2 separate regions of the Homo sapiens genome follow, and region 1 is linked to region 2. A link is an interaction called in ENCODE POLR2A ChIA-PET data of the cell type or tissue named here. Cell type or tissue: HepG2. All regions are shown on one strand. Each heading gives the region's core, and the rest is flanking DNA. Links, peaks and the distances in the headings are about the cores only.

The links. Peaks named below come from ENCODE experiments on the same cell type or tissue, not always from the same donor. Only the 100,000 strongest peaks of a DNase experiment are listed, where the experiment ranks them.
Region 1: POLR2A ChIA-PET joins it to region 2 with 5 read pairs; 2 of 35 experiments call an interaction of 5 or more read pairs at or near these places.

Annotation. Positions count from the first base shown.
Region 1 is chr19:5,867,795-5,877,986 of GRCh38, reverse strand. It overlaps FUT5 (fucosyltransferase 5), which reads left to right and starts at 7,447. Exons shown (of 2, transcript NM_002034.2): 1 at 7,447-7,522. RefSeq lists an enhancer at 6,695-6,989. In HepG2, for the core only: no CTCF peak of the experiment used is centred there; DNase peaks (open chromatin) are centred at 5,496, 6,806 and 7,596.
Region 2 is chr19:5,956,463-5,966,679 of GRCh38, reverse strand. RANBP3 (RAN binding protein 3) reads left to right here. Exons shown (of 17, transcript NM_007322.3): 2 at 8,707-8,762. Among named protein-coding and RNA genes, the nearest start is that of RANBP3, 17 kb to the left of the region's middle. RefSeq lists enhancers at 2,104-2,654, 2,655-3,206, 3,340-3,987, 4,582-4,801, 5,285-5,934 and 3 more and a silencer at 4,262-4,311. In HepG2, for the core only: no CTCF peak of the experiment used is centred there; DNase peaks (open chromatin) are centred at 3,909, 4,439 and 6,539; H3K4me3 peaks cover 1,049 bases.

The sequences.
Region 1 (10,192 bases), core at 2,170-10,169, 90 kb after region 2:
GGGCAGACCTCAGCGTGTTGGTGCCAGGGGACCCGGGGGTGAGGCCAGGGTCAGGTTTCTAGGGGGTGCCAGGTTTCTGTCACCGTCACCTGGGGCTTCCCGCACTCCCTGTCTGTTTAGTGGCCCCAGCACCATGTAGATGAGCAGGGAGAGGCTGAGTTCTTACAAGTATTACAGGAGGGGAAACCGAGGCCCGCAGAGGGCCAGGGACCCAGGCCAAACATTCCAGCCTGTAGAGGGGGTACGCAGAGACCCTGTGGGGCGGTGGGAGGATCAGCGTGACCTTCCAGGTCACCTCAACCTCCTGAAGAAGGTGCCGGCAGTGGCTCCACTCTACAGAGGAGGTGGCTGACGCCCAGAGAAGTTGAGGAACTCATCCAAGGCCACACAGCTGCCAGAGGTGAAAGTCGGTTTTCTGAAGATCTCAGGGTCAAGAACTCCAAAGTCAGGCAAGTCCCCCATAGAGCCCTGCTCCACCACTTAGGGGCTGCAGGTGGCTTCTGACTGTAAGTGAGGATATCTGGAACATTCTAGTGTTGGGGGAAATTGCTGCTCTCTGGAGAATGCCATGGGGGACCTGGTGGTGCAGGGTGGTGGTGACTCCCAGGTGCTATCTAAGCCTCGGTTTCCCCATCTGTACAGTGGACATGCAGAGGTGCCTGTGATGGCTCCCCCAGGCCCAGGTAGAAGGGTGGAGGGGCATAGGGTGGGGAAGGTGTGGGGGGCCTGAAGAGTCTCTGCTAAGCCCCCTGGTGACTCCGGGCCTGAGCCAGCCTTGCTGGGCCCATCACTCACCTGCCACACACACCACCCACCTGGGCCCCTCTCCCCACCACCTGGCTGCAAGCCAGGGGTCCTGGGAGGGGGATGGGGCCCTCGGCAGGCCAGGCCAGGGCTTCCTAACAGGCTGGGGCAGGCCCAGTCCCCAGGGGGTAAGAGGTGTGGGGACAGGCTGCTCTGTCCCCTGATGCCCCTGGAGCCCCCGTGGTCTCCGCCTCTCCCTGAGCTGATGTCAGAGTGAACAGCTCCCTTTCCCAACTTCTCTTTCTCTCCCTCTGGAATTTCCTCTGAGGCTTAGAGGGACATGGAAACCCTCCTTGGGTTCCACAAGGGCAGAAGACCAGCCACCTGGCCAACATTGGGGGACCCTGGCCTGCCCCCTCTGGAACACCAGCACTGCCCTCAACCCCCCATTGTCTCCCCATGTGCCCCAGATCTCACATGTGGTTCATGGTGCACCCAGCCCAGCCTATGGGGCCTTCTCCCTCCTCCTGAGCGGCAGCTGCCCTTGGCTCCCAGCCCTTAGGCCCCAAGGGGAGAGAAATTTCCAGCAGGCTGACAGCTTTATCACCCACCCAGCCCAGGCTGAGGGAGGAGCTGGGGTGTCCAATGAAGACCAGGACCCCAACGAGGGGCACAGATGGCCTCACCGCACCCCCCAAGCAAGTCTCAGCTCATCTGAGCCAGAGGGAAGAGATCCTCGCGGCCTGAGCCTAGAATCAGGGGCACGGGTGGTTGGAGGAGCCAGTAGAAAGGATGATCTGGCTGGGAGGGCAAGAGAGCCCCTATCTGGGGAGGCTCCCTGGAGGAGCTGTTTTCACCGAGCCCTGAAGGATGACTGGGAATTAAGCAGGAGGCAGGGGGCAGAGAGTACAGCTGTCCAACTGAAGACAGCCTGGTGCGATTGAGACTCCCAGTGACTTGAGTAGTGAGCGCCCTCTCTCAGGACCTGTCTTCACATCCACAGGACAGCTGTGTGGGATGGAAGCGTTGCCGGTCCAGGCTTGGCTGGGGCTCCAGGACAAAGTCACACCAAGACTGAGAGCCCCATGAGTTATGTTTTTTTGGGTTTTTTTCTTTTTGTGATGGAGTCTCACTCTGTCACCCAGGCTGGAGTGCAGTGACCCAATCTTAGCTCACTGCAAACCTCTGCCTCCCGGGTTCAAGTGATTCTCCCGCCTCAGCTTCCAGAGTAGCTGGGATTACAGGTGTGCACCACCACACCCGGCTAATTTTTGTATTTTTAGCAGAGACGAGGTTTCACCATGTTGGCCAGGCTGGTCTCAAACTCCTGACCTCAGGTGATCTGCTCACCTCGGCCTCCCAAAGTGCTGGAATTATGAGTGTGAGCCACTATACCCAACTTCTATGAGTTATGTTTTAATCAGTCACAGACAATGCCCCCAGCGAGGACATGAACAGAGAACAGACTCAGGTCATCCCTTCTGGAAATGGCTTGCCTGGGAGACCGCAGTCCCTGGCCCAGCCCTGGCCAGTCGATCCTCCCCACTGGCCTGGGCCTGGCTGGGAACTGAGACGGTGAAAGTCTGGGGCAGCATGAAACGGCCTCCTGGAAATTATTTCTAGAACAGGGAAGTCGTGATACCTGAAGGTGAAATGTGGGCTCTGTCACCTCTGTACCCAGCTTGGGAGTGACAGAGTTTAAGGACATCCTCTGTCAAAGACATCCTTCCACATCCTTTCTCTTCTGCATTCCAGGAAACTTACCTGGCTCCTTGGACTTCTACACTGCCCTGCAGGAGTGGGCGGGGAAAGGGAGTGGCTTTGAGGCACACAGAAGGGCTTGGTGAGGCCACCAGAGTGGGGCCTGTGCCTAGTGTGTCAGAAGAGAGCATCTCAGGACGGGTGTGGGGGCTCCCGCCTGTAATCCCAGCACTTTGGGAGGCTGAGGTGGGCTGATCACTTGAGGTCAGGAGTTCGAGACCAGCCTGGCCAACATGGTGAATCCCCATCTCTAGTAAAAATACAAAAATTAGGTGGGCATGGTGGCGGGTACTTGTAATCCCTGCTCCTGAGGCTGAGACAGGTGAATCTCTTGAACCCAGGAGGCAGAGGCTACAGTGAGCCAAGATCATGCCACTGCACGCCAACCTGCACTCCAGCCTGGGCAACAGAGCAAGGCTATCTCAAAAAAGAAAAGAGAGCATCTCAAACCACACATCAACATGGTAACCCCTCTGCTTGAAGCCTCCAATGGCTCCCTATTGCCCTGGTGCTGAACACCCCATGGCTGACCGTGGCCTGGCCTCTGCGACAGCTCTGCCTCTTCTCCCATGGTGAAGACCCAGCCTGCTGAGACTCCCCCCAGTTCCTCCAACGTGCCTGGACCTCTGCTCCCTCGGGGCCTTTGCATAGGTTGTTCCCTCTACCCAGAATGCTTTTCCCTCCCCGTTTTGTTTAGAAGGCCACAGTTTTAATTGTTAGTTCCCTTATAAGGCTCGCGTATTGTCGGTGACTCACCCTCCAGCTCCTTGCAGGAGTGCTTGGCCTGGCACTTAGTAAGTGCTTAGGAAATATTTGTGGTTCTGTGTTTTTTTTGTGAGACAGAGTCTTGCTCTGTTGCCCAGGCTGGAGTGCAGTGGCTTGATCTCAGCTCACTGCAGCCTTTGCCTCCTGGGTTCAAGTGATTCTCATGCCTCAGCCTCCTGAGTACCTGGGATTACAGGCATGCACCACCATGCCCGGCTAATTTTTTTTTTTTTTTTTTTAGTAGACATGGGGTTTCACCATGTTGCCCAGGCTGGTCTTGAACTCCTGACCTCAGGTGATCCGCCTGCCTCGGCCTCCCAAAGTGCTGGGATTACAGGTGTGAGCCACTGTGCCTGGCCTTCAGGAAATATTTGCTGATGAACTAAGTGGGAGGTGGGATCTGGTGGGAAGGAAGGCGGGAAGGTGGAAATTCTGCTCACTTCCCCATTCCCACCTCCCAAGGAACCCCTGGTGTCCCTATGGAACCCACTTTGGGAACCAGTGGTTCAGGTCAGCCTTTTCCCTTTGTGCTCAAAGCCGCATTGCATTGAGGCCACCGGTAGGACCAGGGTCATGACCTAGGCCTCCAAATCCCTGCACCCTTTCCAATTCTACAGCAGGGATTAGAGGAGACACACAATTTGCTTTCAGAGGATGTCCCAGCTCCAGGACAGGACACACTGGGTCACCTGATGGCAGGTGCAGTGGTTGGACAGAGCCTGGCTTCAGCTCCAGGTATACTTCCTCCTTCCTGCTGCTACCTGGTCTGGCCTCTTCCACGTCCTGAGAATCCAGCTGGTACTCTGTCCTCAGCCTCCTGGGAGGTGCTCTCATCCTGGGCATGCTGCCCCCGCCATCCAGGGAGAGAGTCTTGGGGCACCTTTATCCCCAACCCAGAAATCACGGGAGACCTCGTAGGAAAGGCGTCCTGGCTCCGTTTGTTCCCACCTCAGCGCCGGTCCTGTCTGCTGTGATTCAGGATGCAGCTGGATGGGCACAGAATCCCCGGAGAAGGGTCTGCAGGCTGTGCAGTGGCCTGGAATTTGGCCAGCAGGCCCTAGTCGCAGGCAGGGGTCTTTCTGGGTGCTGCATGTAGTGGGATGGAGGAGGGGATGGAAGGTTCTGGCTGATTCGCCAAACCAGGAGGAACTGGGCATGCTTTTTTTGGGGGGGACGGAGTCTCACTCTGTCACCCAGGTTGGAGTACAGTGGCGCCATCTTGGCTCACTGCAACCTCCACCTCCCTGATTCAAGCAATTCTCTGGCCTCAGCTTCCTGAGTAGCTGGGATTACAGGTGCCCACCACCATGCCTGGCTAATTTTTTTTTTTATTTTTAGTAAAGACGGGGTTTCACCATGTTGGCCAGGCTGGTCTTGAACTCCTGACCTCAGGTGGTCCACCCGCCTCAGCCTCCCAAAGTGCTGGGATTACAGGCATGAGCCACTGTGTCCAGCCCAGGCATTCTTTTTCTAGAAAAAAATATCTTGGGTTCAACTTGGGTGGGACCTCAGCCCTGACCACCCCTGAATTACCCATTTTCCCCAATCTACCCTTCTTTTTTTTTTTTTTTTTTTTTTTTTTTTTAAAATTGAGATGTCGTCTCGCTCTGTTGCCCAGGCTCCTGTGCAGTGGTGTGATCTCAGCTCACTGCAACCTCCACCTCCCAAGTTCAAGCAATTCTCTGTCCTTGGCCTCCCAAAGTGCTAGGATTACAGGTGTGACCCACCACACCTGGCCCCAATCTACCCTTCTATACCTCGTTAAAATATACTTCACTGTCTCCTAAGAGGGGCTGCCATGAACCCAGGGCCCATGTAATTCCATCTTAATATCAATTACTTTATAAAAATTAACCTGTGCCTGGCTGGGCGCAGTGGCTCACACCTGTAATCCTAGCACTTTGGGAGGCCGAGGCGGGCGGATCATGAGGTCAGGAGATCAAGAGCATCCTGGCTAACACGGTGAAATCCCGTCTCTACTAAAATACAAAAAATTAGCCGGGCCCTGTAGTCCCAGCTACTCGGGAGGCTGAGGCAGGAGAATGGCGTGAACCCAGGAGGCGGAGCTTGCAGTGAGCCAAGATAGTGCCACTGCACTCCAGCCTGGGCAACAGAGCGAGACTCCGTCTTAAAAATAAAAATTAACCTGTGCCTGAGGCTCTAGAGTCCAATGGTACAAAGCAGTAATTGGTCAAAGTTCAACCTCCCTCCCACTCTGGGCTCGGACTGTGCCCTGAGGGCTTGTGTTTTGAATCTCTTTCCAGAACCTTGGCATGAGCTTGGGACTGGGTGTCTGGATCACTTCATCACACCCAGGTCACCTGCTGCAAGGTTAAGACCAACTTGGCCCAACAGAGAAAGCTGGCAACCCTACATCATTTTAAAACAGCTTCATCGGCTGGGCGTGGTGGCTTATGCCTGTAATCCCAGCACTTTGGGAGGCCAAGGCGGGTGGATCACTTTAGGTCAGGAGTTCGAGACCAGCCTGGCTAACGTGGTGAAACCCCGTCTCTACTAAAAATACAAAAATTAGCTGGGCATTGTGGTGTGTGTCTGTAATCCCAGCTACTTGAGAGGCTAAGGCAGGAGAATCACTTGAACGCAGAGGTGGAGGTTGCAGTGAACTGAGATTGTGCCACTGCACTCCAGCCTGGGCAACAGAGCAAGACTCAGTCTCAAAAATAAATAAACGGTTTCATCAGGATGTAATTCACATACCATACAGTGAGCCAACTTAAGGTGTACAAGTAAATAAGTCAATGGTTTTTGGTGTGTTACCTTTTTTTTTTTTTGAGACGGAGTCTCACTCTGTCGCCCAGGCTGGAGTGCAGTGGTGCTATCTCAGCTCACTGCAAGCTCCGCCTCCCGGGTTCACACCATTCTCCTGCCTCAGCCTCTCAAGTAGCTGGGACTACAGGCGCCCGCCACCACGCCTGGCTAATTTCTTTTTGTATTTTTAGTAGAGGTGGGGTTTCACCATGTTAGTCAGGATGGTCTCAATCTCCTGACCTGGTGATCCGCCCGCCTTGGCCTCCCAAAGTGCTGGGATTACAGGTGTGAGCCACCGCGCCCAGCCACCTTATTTTTAAATTGTAATTCCATATATCCATACATATATGTATAACATAAACTTCACCATTTAGGCTTTTTTTTTTTTTTTATGAGAGAGAGTTTTGCTCTTGTTGCTCACTGCAGCCTCTGCCTCCTGGGTTGAAGTGAGTCTTCTGCCTCAGCCTCTTGAGTAGCTGGGATTACAGGTGTGCACCACCATGCCCAGCTAATTTTTATATTTTTAGTAGAGACGGGGTTTCACCATGTTGGCCAGGCTTGTCTCGAACTCCTGACCTCAGGTGATCCTCCCGCCTCAGCCTCCCAAAGTGCTGGGATGACAGGCGTGAGCCACCGCACCTGGCGCATTTAGGCATTTTTAAGCATACAATTCAGTGGCATCGCGTGCAGTGTTGTGCAACCATCACTCCAGCATCTTTCCAAAACTTTCATCACCCCAAACAGAAACTCTGGACCCGTTAAACAAACATTCTCCCCTCTCCAGCCTCCAGTCACCTCTGTTCTACTTCCTGTCTCTGTGGATCGGCTCGTCCTGGACATTTCCCAGAAATGGGATCACACACTGTGTGGCATTTTGTGTCTGGCTTCTGTCATTGAATGTGATGTCCTCAGCCTTCATCCACGCTGTGGCCTGTGTGGGAGCCTCGCTCCTTTTCTTTTTTTTGAGACAGAGTCTTGCCCTGTTGCCCAGGCTGGAGTGCAGTGGCGCAATCTTGGTTCACTATAAGCTCTGCCTCCCGGGTTCAAGCAATTCTCCTGCCTCAGCCTCCCAAGTAGCTGGGATTACAGGCATGTGCCACCATGCCGGCTCTTTTTTTTATATCTTTAGTAGAGACAGGTTTTCTCTTTTTTTTTGAGACGGAGCCTCACTCTGTCACCCAGGCTGGAGTGCAGTGGCACAATCTCGGCCCACTGCCAGTTCCGCCTCCTGGGTTCACACCATTCTCCTGCCTCAGCTTCCCAAGTAGCTGGGACTACTGGCGCCCACCACCATGCCCAGCTAATTTTTTTGTATTTTCCATAGAGACTGGGTTTCACCGTGTTAGCCAGGATGGTCTTGATCTCCTGACCTCGTGATCTACCTGCCTCGGCCTCCCAAAGTGCTGGGATTACAGACATGAGCCACCTCGCCCAGCCTTTTCATGGCTGAGTGATATTCCATTGTGTGGATGGATCACACTAGGTATATTTGTTCTTCTATTGATGGACATCTGGGTAGTTTCTACCTTTGGGCTGTTTGTTCTGTTGTGAGTCAGGCTGCTGTGACCATGGGTGTACAAGTATCTGTTTGCGTCCTTTTGTTGTTAATTCTTTGGGGCTTCTACCTAGGAGGGAGATTGCTGGTGATGTGATAAGTATCTCTCAGGCTTTTCAAGGAAGCACCAAACTGTTTTCTACCCCGAATGTAATTTACAATTTCCCAGCAATAGGCCAGGCACAGTGGCTCACGGTGACTCCATCTCAAAAAATAATAATAATTTTAAAAAGAAAGAAAGAAAGAAAACTTCCCAGCAACCACATTAAAAAAGAATACCAGGAAATTTAATGTTTTTCTTTTTCTTTTTTTTTTTTTTTTTTTTTGAGATGGAGTTTAGCTTTTGTTGTCCAAGCTGGAGTGCAGTGGCGCAATCTCAGCTCACTGCAACCCCCGCCTCCCGGGTTCAAGCAATTCTGCCTCAGCCTCCCGAGTAGCTGGGATTATAGGCATGTGCCAGCACCTGGCTAATTTTTTGTATTTTTAGTAGAAACAGGGTTTCGCCATGTTAGCCAGGCTGGCCTCGAACTCCTGACCTCAGGTGATCCACCCAATATTGCTGGTATTACAGACGTGAGGCACCACATCCGGCCAATTTAATTTTAATGATATATTTTATTTCACCCAATACATCCAAAGCGTTATTTCAATATGTAATTAATGTAGAAAATCATTAATGAGCTACTTCACATCCTTTCTTTCATACTAAGAAATAACAATCGTATGGAAATTTGACACCATAAGCACCTCTCTTTTTAGGCACTAAATTTTGGGTAGCAATGGTGACATGGTTTCTACCAAAACAATACTGTTGTGTTTGGTGGGAAAAAAAAATTTATTTAGGCCGGGTGTGGTGGCTCACACCTGTAATCCCAGCACTTTGGGAGGCCGAGGCAGGTGGATCATTTGAGGCCAGGAGTTCAAGACCAGTCTGACCAACATAGTGAAACCCTGTCTCTACTAAAAATACAAAAATTAGCCGGGCATGGTGGTACCCACCTGTCATCCCAGCTACTCAGGAGGCTGAGGGACAAGAATCACTTGAATCTGGGAGGCAGAGGTTGCAGTGAGCCAAGTCTCAAAAGTAAATTTAAAAAAAAAAAAAAAAAAAAAAGGCTGGGCATGGTGGCTCACACCTGTAATCCCAGCACTTTGGGAGGCCCAGGCAGGCGGATCACGAGGTCAGATGGAGACTATCCTGGCTAACATGGTGAAACCCCATCTCTACTAAAAACAAAAAAAAATTAGCCGGGCATGGTAGCGGGCACCTGTAGTCCCAGCTACTTGGGAGGCTGAGGCAGGAGAATGGCATGAACCCGGGAGGTGGAGCTTGCAGTGAGCCGAGATCATGCCACTGCACTCTAGCCTGGGCGACAGAGGGAGACTCCGTCTAAAAAAAAAAAAATTAGCTGGGCATGGTGGCGCTTGCCTGTAATCCCAGCTCTTCTGGAGGCTGAGGTGGGAGGATCATTTGAACCTGGGAGGTTGAGGCTTCAGTAAGCTGAGATCATGCTACTGCACTCCAGCCTGGGTGACAGAGGAAGATGCTGTGTTATAAATTTATTATTGTTATTATTTGAGACAGAGTCTCATTCTGTCACCCAGGCTGGCGTTCAGTGGTGTGATCTCCGCTCATTTCAAGTGATTTTCCTGCCTCAGCCTCCCAAGTAGCTGGGATTACAGGCACCACCACCACATCCGGCTAATTTTTGTATTTTTTAGTAGAGACAGAGTCTTGCCATGTTGGCCAGGCTGGTCTTGAACTCCTGACCTCAGGTGATCTGCCCGCCTTGGCCTCCCAAAATGCTGGGATTACAGGCATGAGCCCTCACGCCTGGCCTATAAAATTTTTTTTAAATATGCTGTTCAGTTTTTAGATGTACATTTAAAACTGTAAACAGTCCACCCTGGCATCCAAGCCTCACCTCACCCATCACAAAGCATGGTTCGGGTTCCCTCCTCCTCCTCCGGTCGCCCTCTTAGCCTCTTTGAAGGTTTTTCTTCTCAGGCTTCCCAGACCCAGTGCCTACACTCTGAGGGCCCTGGGCTCCCTCCAGTTCCGTGCTGGGTGTCTCCAGAACAAGCGGGGTTCCATGTCTTCCCTGAAAGCCTGCTCCTCCCTGGGGCCCCAGATCCCCCCACTCCCTGCCTGGTCAGCCCCTGCCTCTCCTGAGTCTTCACACCTGCCCATTCTCCCTCCTATCCTCCCCACCTCTCCCCAGCCTCAGCCTCTCCCCCAGGACGGGGACAGTGTGTCTGAGGGCCAGAGGGGTTAACTTTGAGTGTCTGTTGATTGAAAGACCAAGTGAATAGAAAATCAAGCCTAAACTGGAAGCCCTGAGCACTTCCTTTTCTTTGTCTGCAAACTGCTCAGGTGTCTCACCCCGCCAGGCTTTGGCACTGGCTCTTTCCTCATCCAACGGACACCCTTTCCCTCAACTCCTACCTTATCTGGAGAACTCTTATGTTACCTGCAAAACCTAATCCCATCGTACCCTTCCCTGTCAGAGTTATAAATTCAATCCTCAACTCAGGGGTACTGGGGGCATTTATGACAAGCTGTGTCATAAATTATAACAGCTTCTCTCAGGACACGTG
Region 2 (10,217 bases), core at 961-8,960:
ATTTAGTTTTAGCGGGAGATCCTCCATGACAGGCTGGAGACAGCCATGGGCTGGTGGGGAAGCAAAGCTTACTGTAAGGCAGGGCTGCCCTTGCTTCTTTGTAAATTATTCTCTGCAGCAGTGAGGAAAGAAAGTTTATACGGAAGAGGAGAGAGGCGGAGGCGAGAGTGTGTGTGTTGTCAGCTTAGATTCTGAATATATTACGCAAAGCATTCCAGGGCCGAACATTTGACAGATGAAGACAGAAAGCAGCTTGTGTCACCATTGAGTGTGTGCCTTGGAATGTGTCTTTGATCCTTGTCTTGACAACCTTAAAGGATTGCAGTCTTGTCGGGGATCAGCCATTGGGATAATCACACACTGTGTTGGCTGAGGCAGGTGGTCATGTGACCTGTGGGAAGCCTTTCACTGACCCCGGAACTCATGACTAGCCCCCTAGTTTGGTTCGTGCTCCTCCATAGGTGCTTATCCAGAACAGCAACTGACAGCTACTTTATTCCTGCTGTCATTTCTCTAAAGGGAAGAGTGTATGTGTTGTAGCTCTGAGGCCTACCTGCACAGAAAAGGTGAGAGGAAGCAAACTGGAGTCCAGGTAACTCCTCCCTTTTGCACACGTAGTTCTTGGCCAGCAGCGGAGTGGAGCGTGGCACTCAGGAGCATGGGCCGGGGCTTCAGAGTCGGCCCACCTGGCCCGAAGACCCGGGCCCACCTCCGACAGGTCGCTTGACCTGATTATCCGTTTCCTTTCCTGTGAAAGGATGTTGGTGTAAGCCACCTCCTAAGGTGGTTGTGGAGATTAGGTGACATGATGCAGATAAAACCTAACACATAAAGAAGTGCTCGAAGAACGCTGGCCACGTATATGAAACCATCACGCGTCTGGGAGACCCCATTTGTGGATGCCTTTGCTGTGCATATCATGGCAGAAACTAAGATAAGTCTAAGAGGTAAAACAGGATTCTACAACCCTTCTTCACCTGGAGCGTTGGGAAACTCACCTTTCTCCCCTGGGCCACCGCTGGGGTTCAGCCCAGCTCCTTGCTTTCTCCTTTCCTTGCTTGCAGTAGGCTGCAGAGACCTCACTCCTTTCCTTAAGTCTGGGAAGCCCCCACCACCCACCCTGTCCCAAGGGGCTCTACAGCACCCTCTCCCCTCCTTGCTGCCTCTGAAATAGACACAGAATTCATTTTGTCATCAAAGTTTTGCCACCAGTCAGTCTCTTGGCAGAAAAAATACAGATAAAACCTTTTTGAGTCCTGGTCCCTGGAGGCTGCTTGTAGAGGTGCTACCAGGAAGCCTGCTATTTAACTCTCACATGTGGGCTGTTGAAACCGCCCTCCTCCTTTCACCCTCCTTACTCTTTGAAGAGGCAGTATCTGGGCCCTTTCCCTAGATAAAGATGCTGTCCACCAAATTACAGAGGTGACTTCATCAGGGTTCAGGGTGAGGGTTTTATGGACTTCGCACACACACCCCCAAGCCACCTGGGTCCCAGATTGGTCATTTCTGCTTTAGAGGAAGGGCCCACCTCCTCAAGCCCCCCACCTCCTCAGAGACCTACTGCCCCCTGCAAGGAGAACAGTTCCTCTAGGGTCAGGAGGAAGCCTGTATCCCACCAGGGGAAGAGACCCCCTTCCACCAGGATCCCCACCTTCATCGCAGAGATCTTTGGCTCTTTCCTCAAAAAAGCTGTCATAGGAACTGCTTCAATTTGATTGGAGTTTCCTTCCTAGGAGCTTCTACACTGACACATGCAGGTATAAATGTGCAGACCTCAGACCCCAGGGAAGGGCGGAGGTGACCCCCCACCGTGCCACCCCCCCCCCCACCCTACCACCTCCACTTAGCTCCTCTTCCCCCAGGCTGCCCTGTTTTCCAGTCTGTCCCCAAGGCGTGTCCCAAGCATTAGCACAGTACTAGGCCCACTGCATGTGCCACCCTGACCTGGTTCCTCCAGCACTCCTCACTCTGCTGCCGTGTGCTTCCCGGTCATGTGGCCAAATGCTGCTTGTCCTTCTGTCCAGACAGCCCCTCTCCCAGCAGCATTCCCTGATTCACTCCCTTCACAGCCTCACTGGGTTGGAAGCCCCAGCTCTATGTTCCCAGGGCCTGCTGTGCCTCCCCTGTGTCATATGTTCAGATAAGGTGTGATGGGTGCTCTAGACAGACAGGGACGTGTCTCCAGAGGCCGACGCAGTGCTTAGTGCACAGTGGGTGCTGGGATGTGTGGAATTGCTGAGGGAATATTAGGATTGAATCTTTTCATCCTCTGTGCAGCTGGCAGAGTGGTTCCCAGGCTCAACTAGGTGGGACAGAGCACCCTGACAGCCATAGCCACGTGAGGATGACTGGGTGGAGGTGGGGGGGCAGGCCAAGCAGGTCTAAGGGGTTCCCAACATCTGGCAGAAGTTGGAAAGGAGAGCAGAGATGGCCAAGCTTCCTGTGCTGGGGCTGGCTTGCTTCTTAGCCTGTCTGTGCTCATCGCTGGGGCTGCAAAGACCAGGACCAGGACACCGGCCCTGTCCTGGGGAATCCCAGCTGGTCCCATTTTGCATCGGAGCCTCACAAGTGGGTTGAGGGTAGCAGGGGATGGGAGGGAGAGCCAGCACCGTGGGCCCGGATGCCAGCAGGGGCTCACTCCTTTCAGTTTCTGGCCAGGCCATCTTCCCTTGCTGTTTTCCTGGGGTACCAGGGGGCAGCAGGGGACTCTCCCTGGCCTGGGTCTGTGATCATCACAGGATCACAATTGTTGGGCTCAGGCTGGGTGCTGTCTGGGCATGTGAGCTGAGGAGGTTCGCAGGGTAGAGGATGCTAGATGGGACGAGGGTTCTGAATTCAGCAGCAGCCATGTGGGACTTGGTGCACAGTGCCCCTGAAGGCCATGGTGAGGCCAGAGAAGAAGTATGTGGTGGGCCAGAGCACTTCACACATTGTTTGAGGTGACTTGTGTCCAAGGAAGAGGGGCTCAGAATCTCCCCCGCTTCACACACCAGTGTTGTCCACAGTGGTCCTTGAAACGTCATTCTCAGGCCTCATTGTGGATGTCCCTGGAAATGGGGGGGACTCCCTAGTCAAATAACTTTGAGAAGCGTCTGGTCAAATGAGTTTCTTTCCTTTCTCTCTGTTTTTGAGACAAGGTCTCACTCTGTCACCCAGCCTGGAGTGCAGTGGCACGATCATGGCTCACTGCAGCCTCTAACTCCTGGGCTCAAGCAGTCCTCCCACCTCGGCCTCCCAAGTAGCTGGGACTACAGGAGTGCGCCACCATGCCTGGCTATTTGTTTGTTTTTTGTAGAAATAGGGTCTCATTATGTTGCCCAGACAGGTCTTCAACTCCTGGGCTCAAGTGATCCTCCCTCGTCACCCTCCCAAGTGCTGGGATTACAAACATGAGCCACTGTGCCTCGTATTGGTTTTCTAATCTCTTAATATACGGATGTGTAAAGTCAATCTCCAGACAGACTGCATTTTTTACAAACTAGGTTTCAACAGGGAGCATGTTACAGGACCAAAAACAAAAACAAAAAACCCAACCACTTGGTTGACAGATTCTGGGTCAAATAGTCTGCATTTGACTCCTATTTTAATATTAAAGGTCTTCATGGTGGGTCTCTAGAAATCTGCAGTGGTGATCTTCCCTTGACCTGTGAAAGAAAAGCTGGGCTAGGAATTGAAGCAGGTTGTTGAAGCCTCCCTACTTCTGGCCGCCTGTCCATTCCCCAAACTTGAGTTGGAGGTAGCGGTGTTCACACGCTGCTTCCTCACTGGTATAGCCAGAATCAGCCTGGTGATAGGGAATGGCTACGAACAGCAACCCGTGTGTCTGGTGGTCGGGGGCAGTGGGGCGGTCCTGCCTGGAATGGGGCTTGTGTGTCTTGTCTGTTTGCGATAGCCGTGCTGATTTGCAGTTGATCAACCTTTGGCCTGAGTAGAAATGCAGCGTGAGTAACTGACGCTCTGTGTTTTGGGTGCAGATGTGACTAAAGCTCATTTCTACATGTTAGTGCAGTGGCTGGGTCAGTCATGAATGCCAGACCTGCCATCAGCAGGGGTCCCAATGGGCCGAGATGGGCCAAGTTCATCTCCTATTGCTGTATCCTCTTGGTTCCGTTCCTCTGGAGAGCCCTGACCATGGCTCCCTGGGTCCTTGTCCTTGCGGCGTGTGACATTTCATTCACCCTCTAACTGCCGGTTGAGTGCCTGTTAAGTGTGAGGCTCTGTGTTTGGCACTGAGAATACAGAGAGAAACGGAACAGACGAGGCCCCACTTTCTAGAACTTACATCTAGGGGTAGATGCTGTCACCACACACCCCTCTGGGAGTGCCAGGGCTCCACAGTGCCTGGTCACCAAGTGCAAACACGCCCCTCCCTTTCAGTCAGATGTTTTCTCCTGAAGCGTCTGCCCTCAGCTTCCTGTTCTCCACTCTTCCTGTGGCGCCCTGCACAGAATGAGGGCTTAGTAAATATTTGTGAGTACGTAGCAGCTGGTGTTGTGTAGATGAATGACAGAGAGAGGGCCTAGTTCAAACACTCATTGCAGGGTGTTGATGCGGTGTACGCTGGGTGATAGGCTGTTTCAGCTGCTGTGGCCGTGGTCTCCGCGTGCCCCGTGGCAGGATATAAGGCCTGCTCGGGAGGGAGTGCAGCAGGGCAGGCACGCCTCTCACAGTGGGAGCTTCCTGAAGGAGATGGTGTCTGTGCAGGAGTAAGCACTGGCCATGGAAAACAAGGGGAACCACGCGCTCTTGGTAGTGGGACTAAACCAAGCAGAAGTCCAGAAGTGCACCCTAAGTGTGGGACGTGCAGCGACAGCGGGCTTTTCAGTGCCACCACAGTGGGAGGTGGAGGGTGAGTGGCTGGATGTGGCCTGTCTCAAGGTGCTCAGCCTCTAGTCTGTGGGAGACACTGCAGTTTTGTTTTGTTTTGTTTTGTTTTGTTTTGTTTTGAGACAGAGTTTCACTCTTGTTGCCCAGGCTGGAGTGCAATGGCACCATCTCAGCTCACTGCAACCTCTGCGTCCCAGGTTCAAGTGATTCTCCTGCCTCAGCCTCTTGAGTAGCTGGGCTTACAGGTTGCGCCACCACGCCTGGCTCAGTTTTTGTATTTTTAGTAGAGAAGGGGTTTCTCCATGTTGATCAGGCTGGTCTCGAACTCCCGACCTCAGGTGATCCTCCCGCCTCGGCCTCCCAAAATGCTGGGATTACAGGCATGAGCCACTGTGCCCGGCCGACACTGCAGTTTTTGTTTTGTTTTGTTTTGTTTTGTTTTGAGATGGAATCTCGCTCTGTCACCCAGGCTGGAGTGCAGTGGCGCAACCTTGGCTCACTGCAAGCTCAGCCTCCCGAGTTGCTGGGACTAAAGGCACCTGCCACCACGCCCGGCTAATTTTTTGTATTTTTAGTAGAGACAGGGTTTCACCGTGTTAGCCAGGATGGTCTCAATCTCCTGACCTCGTGATCCCCCCACCTCGGCCTCCCAAAGTGCTGGGATTACAGGTGTGAGCCACCGCGCCCGGCCAACACTGCAGTTTTAAGTGTGTGTTTCATGATAGTGCTTCTGGCTGCTCTGTGGAGGCCAGATCTAAGGGAGTGAGAGTAGAGGCAGAGAAGGAAAGGAGGGCTGAATGGTGGCAGGGGTGGGTACAGGAACAAGAGATGGGAGGCAATTGTGGAGGATCTGATTGGACTCCACCCTGGCTTTCTGTTCTCTGGGTGGCTCCTTTCAGAGCTTGACCCTCACGTCCCCTTCCATAGCCTCCCTCTGTCTCCAGCTGGGTCACATGTCCAGGCACAGGACAGGGTTGCTCCATCAGAGGGGCCCTCTCCTGGCCCATGCCCCTCAGCCCTGCCGTGTGTCCAGAAGGCTCCGGGCAGCACCTTGGCACCACAGCCTGCCCAGGCCTCCCATAGTTACTCAAATAGCTGCAGTCCCTTCCGTGCACCTGCAGATCCACCGACACGGTTCTCAACACCAGCGCGCACTCCTCTCCCATCCAAATGGTTCTCTCTCTTCTAGCCCTTCCTTACTAGCCTGGCACCAAGTGTCTTCGCCTCACATTTTCACTAATGTCCTCCTTCCCTCCCCCTTCATGAAGTGTTTGTTGAATCCATAAAGTGTGCCAAGTACTGTTCTCAGGCCATGGGGTACCCAGGGGAACAAAGCAGTCTCGGATCTTATGGAGTTTATATCTTAATGGGTGAGACAGACCATAAACCCATCAATATGGAGTGGATCAGGCAGTGACACTTGCTGTGAAGAGAAAGAAAGCATCTTAGCGTCACTTTGAGGCCTGTCCAAGGTCTCTTCCACAGATGCTGGAGTGCAGCATGTGTGTAATTCAGTCTGCAGTGGCTGGACCGCGCCTCTCTCAGGCCAGAGTCTGTTAGCGACAAGGGGCAGAAATCGAGCTCAAACTGGCTTAAGCAAAAATCAGCACTGATTGGCTTCACTGAAAAGTCTGGGGGCAGAGTTAGCTTTGGGCCAAGCTTGACTCAGGGCCGAACACAGGCCAGATTTAGTCTTCCCCCTCCCTCTGTGACTCTGCTACCTCTGGTTGGCTCTGGTCCAAGGCCCCTCTCGGTGACATGGGATTGCTGGCAGCCTCAGGGTCATTCACCAGCAGCTCAGCAGCCCCAGGATCTCCAGCGAAAGGCCTGGCCTTGTTCATGTGCCATGTGTTAGACGATGCATGCGGGACTCTTCTTGTCAGGCCTGGAGCTGGGGCTGAGCTTGGCTCCATCTGAACTGGGGGACAGGGGGACGAGGGGTGGGTAGCTCCCTAAAGAAAATGGGGTTGGAGAGTGCCAAGCTGGCTCAAACCCTGGCTCCTTCCTGTGCATCTTGTCACCTGGCAGCTGGCAGGGAGGCAAATGCAGAGGTCAGGGCTGGGCTTGTGGGGTACAGGCGTGGCACCGGAAGACCTCTAGGATCCTGGTGGCACACATGGTGTGGATACGCTGCTGCTCTGTCCCAGAGTCCCCCAGCATTCCTTTGACATCATTTATTGCCTGGCATAGGTGCATTCATTCACGTTTGTCAAGCAGCACCTGTGTGCTGTGTTGGCAAGAAGTCTGCTTAGGGAAACCTGGAAGTCTGGTTGGAGACCCCTCTGACCTCCCCTGCTCCCTTGTAGCCCCTGGGTCTCGCGCACGCCACTCACTCCAGTGTTTGCCTTGGCTGTACACGGTGAATCAGACCCTGGTGTGCCGAGGCTTCGGGGAGCATGGTGGGGGGAATGTCACCATCAGTGGGCTGCCTGGCTGTGGACTGATGCCCCAAGGTCAAGACCAGAGTCTGTCCTGCGTCTGCAGGAGTGGGATGGTGTCTGTTTGGTCATCTTGGTGCTGTCCCTTTCTCTCCACCTCAGTCACTACCCACCTGGTCTCCCCACAGCCACTCTCACTCCCTTCCCCAAACTGTTTGCTTTCAACCTAAACCAACCCCAGGCATCCCCTTGCCTTTTATGACATTTCCCCAGCAAGTCAGCATGCCCACCGCCTGCCCCTGGCCCCATCACCCCGCAAGCTGTGACTTCAAGCTGCTGCTGCTCTCCCTTCCAGCTCTTCTTGAGACCCCAGCACAGCCCCCTCTTCTCAGGGACCTCCCCTGGACTCCAGAGCAGACCAGGTCAATGCCCAAGCAGAGTGCCTTCGTCGTGATCATGGGCAGCACATGCTTCCTGGGTAATGCCTGGCTCCCCACGACCGGGGTCGGGGGGCCTGCGAAGGCAGGGCTCTTCCCAAACCCTGCTCAACGCGGAGGCACCAGTGCGCAGCCCGCAGCCCACAGCAGGCATTCACCAGAGTCACAGCTGCTCTTGCTTGGCCTCCACGCTAGGCCCTCAGTGCCCTGAATGGTGAAAGAGGCCCTGGGAGCACCCCCAGAGTTCATCAAAGTGCATGCAGGCCCAAGGCCATGAGGCAGGTGTGGTCTGCGCCTCCTCGTGGGGTCGAGGCAGTCCTCATCTGTGCTTCCTGTGCGGGCAGCAGGGCCTCCTGGGCTGCCACCCACTCCGGGGCTGAGTGGCACAGGGCTGTGGATCTGGCTGCCCCTGGGTAGGAGACAGATGGTGTTGCGTGGGCATTACAGGCCGCCTTGCTCTTGTCCCATCAAGTGACAGAACACCCCAGAGTGTTTCTTCCTTCAGCCGCTGTGCAAGATGGACTCTCAGGCCTCTAGCAACTCCAGACATCCTTTCCTCCCAACCAGCACTCACTTAGAGATCCAGGTTGAGCGTTAGGATTCTTCTACCAGAACTGTCTGCAAACAGCGCGAGCGGTGGCCCTTTTTTTTGCCCTCTGGCCTGTAAACTTTAAAAAGCTAAATTAGTCTCTAACATTTGCAATTCAGGAGGTGCCACATTCCTGCAAGGTCACAGTTCATGGCGCCAAATAGCGCTGCCACACTCTCCGCTGCTCTCCCACTCCCATTTACACGCCCGCTCTCAGTGAGTCTTGAAAACTCCTTATTGATGATAAATGCATACAGCAGAGGGCACACGTCACATCATTCTGGGTGCATTTCACAAACCCAGCACACCTGTGCCTCCAGGCATCCGAGTCAAGACGCTGTTCTAAGTGATTTGATGTTCTCTGGAGTTACTAGTTTCATTTATATATATGTTTAACATATTACAAACAAGTGTAGCTTTGTTTACTGTATGCATATAGTGTTGGGGGGAAAAAAACTAATTTTTCTTTTTGCAGAAAAGCCTGCCATTGCTCCGCCCGTCTTTGTGTTTCAGAAGGATAAAGGACAAAAGGTAAGGGGCCGGTACGTTCTCTCTTCACTTCGTTACTCTAATTTGTTCTCTCTTTACTGAGAGTCTCTTTTCCAGGTCGCATTGCCAAGGCCACTTCTGCCCACAGACGGGGAGACCTAAGCAGAGGCCTTTACACTTTCACGTTGAGCTTGGAGGGAAAAGGCTTGGTGGCTTTAGGTTACCGTGGAGAGAGGTTAGGATGGGTCTGTTGTGGAAAGGGCTCAGAGAGTACAGTTTGTTGAAACGGTATTAGAAAGCTTCTTCCTAATTCCTGATGATTTGTTTGAGAAATGCCACTGTACCTTAGGAAAACCAACAGCAGAGGGACAGTAGGGGGCAAAGGGAGGAGGGAAGGTGGGGAGGGAGTCAGGGAGGGAGGGAGGGAGGGGAAGGAGGAGAGCAATGGTGGTTACAGGGGAAACAAGACCTTTAAGCCTGGATTTATTGGCCCTAACGAGCTGGGCGTACGTGCATTTAGAGTAATTGTTCATTTGTTTGCATTATATATTTATCCCGTGTCCATGAGGCTGCTTCTCCCTTGGATTCAGGGTGTCTGGGTCGCAGTGTGGTTGGAAGTACCTCGCCTGATTCATGGCGATGAGCTGGCAGCCTGTGGAAGGTCTGATTGGTGTGGCAACAGGGTTCTGTGATAAGACAACGATGGGTGCTATTTACCTTGAAGCCATCGGCTTCTCTCCCTGACAGATCGGTGTGGATGGTCAGAGTTTTGTCAGAAGTTAGTTGGTGCTGTGTGGCAGTGACTCCTCAGCTTGCATGGGGACCCTCACTGTTTATCCAGAAATAATGTGTGGTCCCTCCCCACTGATGCCCAGCGACGGCACTCCCCACCTCATACCCGCTGCAACAGTCCCACTGATGCCCAGCGGCGGCACTCCCCACCTCATACCCGCTGCAGCAGTCCCACTGATGCCCAGCGGCGGCACTCCCCACCTCATACCCGCTGCAACATTTTAGAGTGACCAAGTGTTGTGCTGAATTCGGTGCATTTTGAGGATGTCTGCATCTTGTTGGTAATAACAGGATTTGAGAATCTCATCAACTCCATTCTCCTGTGGCTTCTGTCCCCTCACAGGTGACCGGCTCCCAGGCTGGAAGCCGCTCTCATGATCTGGGACTCAGCTGCTGGTCTTAGGTCCTGTCCCAAAGCCAGCATTTATCTTGATGTGGCCCGGTTTTCCTGAGCAATGTTGAAGTGCTCTGTGGGGATCGGGTGTGTGTGTTTGTAGGGGTTGGGGAGGAGGGGAAAATGGTTGTTCTAAACCTCCCCCAGCACACCCCTCCCAGGATACCTGTGTGTTAGCCTGGACTTATCTACTAAGCTTGTAACTTTAACTCATGAAACTTTCCCATTGTTACTTTTTTTGCTGAAGAAGCAATCCAGAAACATGAAAACTTTCTTCTAGTTTTGTTTTGGTTCTCCAGGTATTTCCAAGA